2 separate regions of the Homo sapiens genome follow, and region 1 is linked to region 2. Evidence: chromatin loops called from intact Hi-C (ENCODE). Cell type or tissue: CD4-positive, alpha-beta T cell. All regions are shown on one strand. Links, peaks and the distances in the headings refer to the core of each region. The heading gives the core; the rest is flanking DNA. Region 1 has its middle 26 kb from the start of FAM220A. Region 2 overlaps FBXL18 (F-box and leucine rich repeat protein 18).

Region 1 (2,907 bases), core at 137-2,636, 830 kb after region 2:
AGGAGAAAGGCGTGAACCTGGGAGGCGGAGGTTGTGGTGAGCCGGATCTCGCCACTGCACCCCAGCCTGGGCAACAGAGCGAGACTCCATCTCAAAAAAATTAAATAAATAAAAGAAAAGAAAGAGCAATCATTTATTGATGTTATAGAATAATACAATAGCAGTTCTCAATCTTTTTTAGTAGATTCCAACATTTTAAGCATGTTTCACTACAAGCCACAAAAGAAATTTAAAGTTGTGATTTCTATAGTAAAAAATTGACTTTTTTTTTTTCTTGAGATAGGGTCTCGCTCTCCCTTGCAGGATGGAGGGCAGTGGCATGATCACGGCTCATTGCAGCCTCAGCCTCCCAGGTTCAAGCAATCCTCTCACCTTGGCCTCCCAAGGTGTTGGGATTACCAGCATGAGCCACCATGCTCAGCCATAATGGACTTGTTCTGTGTCACAGATTTCCCTGTAAGGGCATCTAAGAGGCTCTCATGCAAAGGAACAGGCTGAGGAGGAACGCACTGTGGGCCCGCAAATCAGCACAGGTCCTCCCTGCCCCTGCCCCATCCACCTGAAAGGGCCCAGAAAAGCTCCCAACATTGGGAGCCTGTGAACATCCTTGGCAGAAGTGAAAATTCTGACCAGCCCACTCTGAAGAAAACTACTGCTCTTTTAAATTTTTATCTTATTTTATATCATTTTATTTATTTTTTTGGTAGACATGGGGTCTCACTGTGTTGCCCAGGCTGATCTGGAATGCCTGGCCTCAAGTAGTCCTCCCACCTTGTCCTCCCAAAGTGTTGGGATTACAGGCGTGAGCCACCACACCTGGCCCTAAAACTACTGTTCGTGTTGGTGCAGTGTGAAAATGTGGTTTCTTACTGAAAGCCATGCACCAAAATAAAAAATAAACACAAAAATACATTTTACTTTTCTATCACATTTATCTTCTTTCTTTAAGCACCACCTATGGGTATTGAATTAAAGAGCTGCAGCTGGGCCGGGTGCAGTGGCTCATGCCTGAAATCCCAGCACTTTGGGAGGCCGAGTCAGGCGGATCACTTGAGGTCAAGAGTTCGAGACCAGCCTGGCCAACATGGTGAAACCCCATCTCTACTAAAAATTAGCCAGGCGTGGTGGTGGGCACCTGTAATCCCAGCTACTCGGGAGGCTGAGGCAGGAGAATTTTGCTTGAACCTGGGAGGCAGAGGTTGCAGTGAGCCGAGATCGTGCCATTGCACTTCAGCCTGGGCAACAAGAGTGAAGCTCCGTCTCAAAATAAATTAAGTGAACAAATAAATAAAGAGCTGCAGCTGGGTTGGGTACAGTTGTTCACACTTGTAATCCCAGCACTTTGGGATGCCAAGGTGGAAGGATTGCTTGAGCCTGTTATTTGGGGACCAGTCTGGACAACATAGTGAGAACTTATCTCTACAAAAAAATTTTAAATTTAAAAAAGGAAATAGTTACGATCTTGTTGTAAGGTTTGATACATTACACACACTTGCGTTAACAACCCATACTAAACTAAGTCTGACGTTTTTATGTTAATTTTTGCTTAAGAATTTGGCTAAACAAAATAACCATAAAAACATCCCAAAACAGCACACTCCCTAGGTGAACACATGGCTCCCTCTTGTGGTCAACGCGAACCTCACGGGCACAGCCCCGGGGCTTTCTTCCCAACCTCATCCACTCCTCCCAAATTATTATGCAGCCACATAAATTACCATGAGATTCACAAAACAGTCTATCCGGCATCAGCGTTCCATCCAGTGCAGCCTGCTTCAGTCTTTCACCTTCAGAGGGAGGTGAGACTTTCGCATTCTAGCTTAAAATTTGCCCAGAATAAAGGTCACTTAAACTAAGTGATTACTTGGCATCCTCCAATGACACATGACCTCATCTGCCAACTTAAACACAATATATATAAATATATATGCCCGTATCACTTCAAAAATAAGCATTATTAGGCCGGGCACAGTGGCTCACACCTGTAATCCCAGCACTTTGGGAGGCCGAGGCGGGCGGATCACTTGATGTCAGGAGTTCAAGACCAACCTGGCCAACATGGTGAAACCCCATCTCTATTAAAAATATGAAAAAATTAGCCAGGTGTGGTGGCACATGCCTGTCATCCCAGCTACTCAGGAGGCTGAGGCAGGAGAATCTCTTGAACCCAGGAGGCAGAGGTTGCAGTGAGCTGAGATTATGCCACTGCACTCCAGCTTGGGCGACAAGAGTGAAACTCTGTCTCATAAATAAATAAATGAATAAGTTAGTTAATTATAATTAAGAGATGGGGGTCTCCCTATGTTCCTCTGGCTGGTCTGGAACTCCTAGCCTCAAGTGATCCTCCTGCCTCAGCCTCCCAAAATGCTGGGACTACAGGCATGGGCCACCCTCCCCAGCCAGGAGAAGCTGATTTTAATGGAAATTCCAAATGCTTAAACATTTTTAAATTCACGTATTTGCCAAACCTTGCTTTTACACCGTGCAGTAGGAAACCATGAACATTTGTTTAACAATGAATCTGCCTGTGACTTAACCTACTCCTCCCACTTTCCCAAAGGCATCACAACACAAAGCTAAAAAGCACTGTTCTCCTACGGCCGCATTCTCAATTTCCAGATGAATTAAGACACGGAACAAAGCACCTGCATTTAAAATCAACCAAACTCCCCTCTTTTCTCAGCTCACCCTCACATAATAGGTTTTCCTGAACAAGCATGAGTCATAAGTCTTGGAATATGGGAGTGTGAAAAGAAATACTGCTTTCTGGCTGGGTGTGGTGGCTGACACCTGTAATCCCAGCACTTTGGGAGGCTGAGGCAGGCAGATTGCTTGAGCTCAGGAGTTGGAGACCAGACTGGGCAACACAGTGAGACCCCGTTCCTACAAAAAATTAAAAAATTACCC
Region 2 (2,856 bases), core at 357-2,856:
AGAATCGTGAGACAATAAATGCCTGTTGCATGAAGCCACTCAGTTTGTGATCAATTGTCCTGGCAGCCCCAGGATCCTAGCACAGATGCTGAGGGCAGCCACAGCAGAAGGCGCCACAGGCATGGAGATTCTTCCCTGGTAGGTGACACAAAAAGACCAAGTCACGGCGGGCATGGTGGCTCACACTTATAATCCCAGCCCTTCAGGAGGCCAAGGCAGGAGGATCACTTGAGCCCAGGAGTTTGAGAAGAGCCTGGGCGACATAGTGAGAGCCCAGCTCTACAAAAAGTACAAAAATTATCCAGCCATGGTGGCACGCACCTGTACTCCCAGCTACTCGGGAAGCTGAGGTGGGAGGATCGCTTGAGCCCAGGACTTCGAGGCTGCAGTGAGCTAGGATCGTGCCACTGCACTCCAAGCTGGATGACAGAGCAAGACAGTCTCGATCTGTTGCCCAGGCTGGAGTGCAGTGGCGTGATCTCAGCTCATTGCAAGCTCCCGGGTTCACGCCATTCTCCTGCCTCAGCCTCCCGAGTAGCTGGGACTACAGGCGCCTGCCACCGCACCCAGCTAATTTTTTGTATTTTTAGTAGAGATGGGGTTTCACCGTGTTAGCCAGGATGGTCTCAATCTCCTGACCACTTGCTCCACCCGCCTCAGCCTCCCAAAGTGCTGGGATTACAGGCGTGGGCCACTGCACCTGGCCAAAATTTTTTTTTTAAAAGAATAAAGGAAGTGTGGCTCATGAGAGACTGGTTATTTACTTTTGTGTGTGTGTGCGTGCGTGCGTGCGTGCGTGTGTGTGTGTGGAGACAGGGGTCTCACTATGTTGCCCAGGCTGGTCTCCAACTCCTGAGCTCAAGCAATCCTCCTGCCTCAGCCTCCCAAAGTGCTAGGATTATAGGCGTGAGCCACCATGCCTGGTAGTTAATTTTCTTTTAATTGATTTAAGCAGAAATTCTCAGCCAGGTGCGGTGGCTCACGTCTATAATCCCAGCACCTTGGGAGGCTGAGGCAGGCGGATCACCTGAGGTCAGGAGTTCGACACTGGCCAACATGGCAAAACCCTGTCACTACTAAAAATACAAAAATTAGCCAGGCAGGCCGGGCACGGTGGCTCATGCCTGTAATCCCAGCACTTTGGGAGGCCGAAGAGGGCAGATCACCTGAAATCGGGAGTTTGAGACCAGCCTGACCAACATGGAAAAACCCCATCTCTACTAAAAATACAAAATTAGCTGGTCGTGGTGGCACACACCTGTAATCCCAGCTACTCGGGAGGCTGAGGCAGGAAAATCGTTTCTACCTGGGAGGCAGAGGTTGCGGTGAGCCAAGATGGCACCATTGCACTCCAGCCTGGGCAACAAGAGTGAAACTCCATCTCAAAAAAAAAAAAAAAAATTAGCTGGGCGTGGCGGGGCATGCCCATTATCCCAGCTACTGGGGAGGCGAAGGCAGGAGAATTGCTTGGAGGCAGAGGATGCAGTGAGCTGAGATCACACCACTGCACTCCAGCCTAGGTGACAGAGCGAGACTCTGTCTCACACAAAAAAATAAATAAATAAAATTAAATAAATAATAAAATAAAACATCCAAATTGTCTTTATTTTTCTATATTTGTTTTGTTAAGCTATTCAGATTGTTTTTATTTAAAGATAGTAATAAAATGTTTTCATTACGTATATTTTAAATACCACCTCTCCCTAAAAAAATCCTAAAGTAAACAACCCTTTGCAGACCGGAAGGTGGGAAACGGGAAGGGGTAAAAAAGACGGTGCAGGCGCCGCACCTGCTGAGCTGCAAAGTCACCTCTGGATTTCTCTCCAAAGCAAAAGCAGGAGGCTCCAGACAGCAGGAGATGGAAACGGGGCGTTGGGCAAGGACGGTGCCGTCGTGTGGTCACTAGGTGGCGATGCGGCTCCGTGCTACCCGCCCCAGATCGCCCCGAGCCTCTGGGGTTAAAAACCAAGTCTGCAGAGCGTGGAAAAAAAACCTTTTTTCCACGAGATAACCACATCCACATTCTTCCGCCCCGGAGGAAGTCACCTGTCACAGGTGTTCAGGATGTGGCAGGCCCACGGGAGTGACTGGTCAGGCAGCGGGCCTGGCACGTCTAAAGCTTCCTAGGCTCCCACAGCACGCCGCCTGGGGCACGGCACCCAGGACGGTGGCAGAGCTGACCTGACTCGAGTGACCGGCAGCGTCTGCAGGGAGGATGGGGACGAGGAAAAGGCTCCCACTGCGCCGGGCCTCACCTTTGAGTGAGGATCCAGCCTCCCCATTCTGCTCCCTGAGGGGGCACCTGGGTCTCCTGGTGACTCTGTGGGCATGAAAGGTGCTGAGCTCACAGTGCGGGGGCTCCCATCTGGCCACCCACTGCACGGGCCGTGAGAGCAGCACCCAGGCCTCCGAGGTGTCCCTAGGGTGGCTCCGGGGCCTGGCTCTGAAAAGGATGGCCCGCTTCTGCCCAGACGCTGCCCTGGTCACGCTCACAGCAGCCCGGGTGACTCAGGGTGACACGCTCCCCCGCCCTCCACCGCAAGCAGGGCTTAGCTGGTCTAGGGAAAGAAGGTGTCTTTTCTGCCCAATTTGTAATCCCCTTACTACTGAGGTGTGTCCAAGTCCCAGCCAGAGCGACTCCTTCCTGCACCACCCCCTCCCTGCCAGGAGCCCCAGCAAGCACAAAGCTGGGGGTCACGGTGTGGGGGCTGCCAGTGGCAGCAGGTGGCTGGCGTGGGATTCCAAGCTCTGCCACCAAAGAGACTCCGGCCGCCCCAGGATGCGGCCTCGGAGCATCGTGCCAGCCTCCAGGGATCCCAGCGCCGTTTCCTCTGCACAGCTCCTGCCCACGGGCAA

Evidence for each region. A loop is a pair of places that touch in the nucleus more often than their neighbours do. Peaks named below come from ENCODE experiments on the same cell type or tissue, not always from the same donor. Only the 100,000 strongest peaks of a DNase experiment are listed, where the experiment ranks them.
Region 1: it touches region 2 in a loop (4-fold over the local background); 2 of 110 quality-filtered maps call a loop at or near these places.

What each region holds. Positions count from the first base shown.
Region 1 is chr7:6,321,542-6,324,448 of GRCh38, forward strand. No RefSeq gene overlaps it. Among named protein-coding and RNA genes, the nearest start is that of FAM220A, 26 kb to the right of the region's middle. RefSeq lists an enhancer at 1,710-2,210. In CD4-positive, alpha-beta T cell, for the core only: CTCF peaks have their summits at 1,629 (motif pointing left) and 1,831; a DNase peak (open chromatin) is centred at 1,630.
Region 2 is chr7:5,492,889-5,495,744 of GRCh38, forward strand. All of the region lies in intron 3 of FBXL18 (F-box and leucine rich repeat protein 18), which reads right to left. Among named protein-coding and RNA genes, the nearest start is that of MIR589, 1.6 kb to the right of the region's middle. RefSeq lists enhancers at 2,173-2,252, 2,323-2,372. In CD4-positive, alpha-beta T cell, for the core only: a CTCF peak has its summit at 1,903 (motif pointing right); DNase peaks (open chromatin) are centred at 1,943 and 2,493; H3K4me3 peaks cover 410 bases.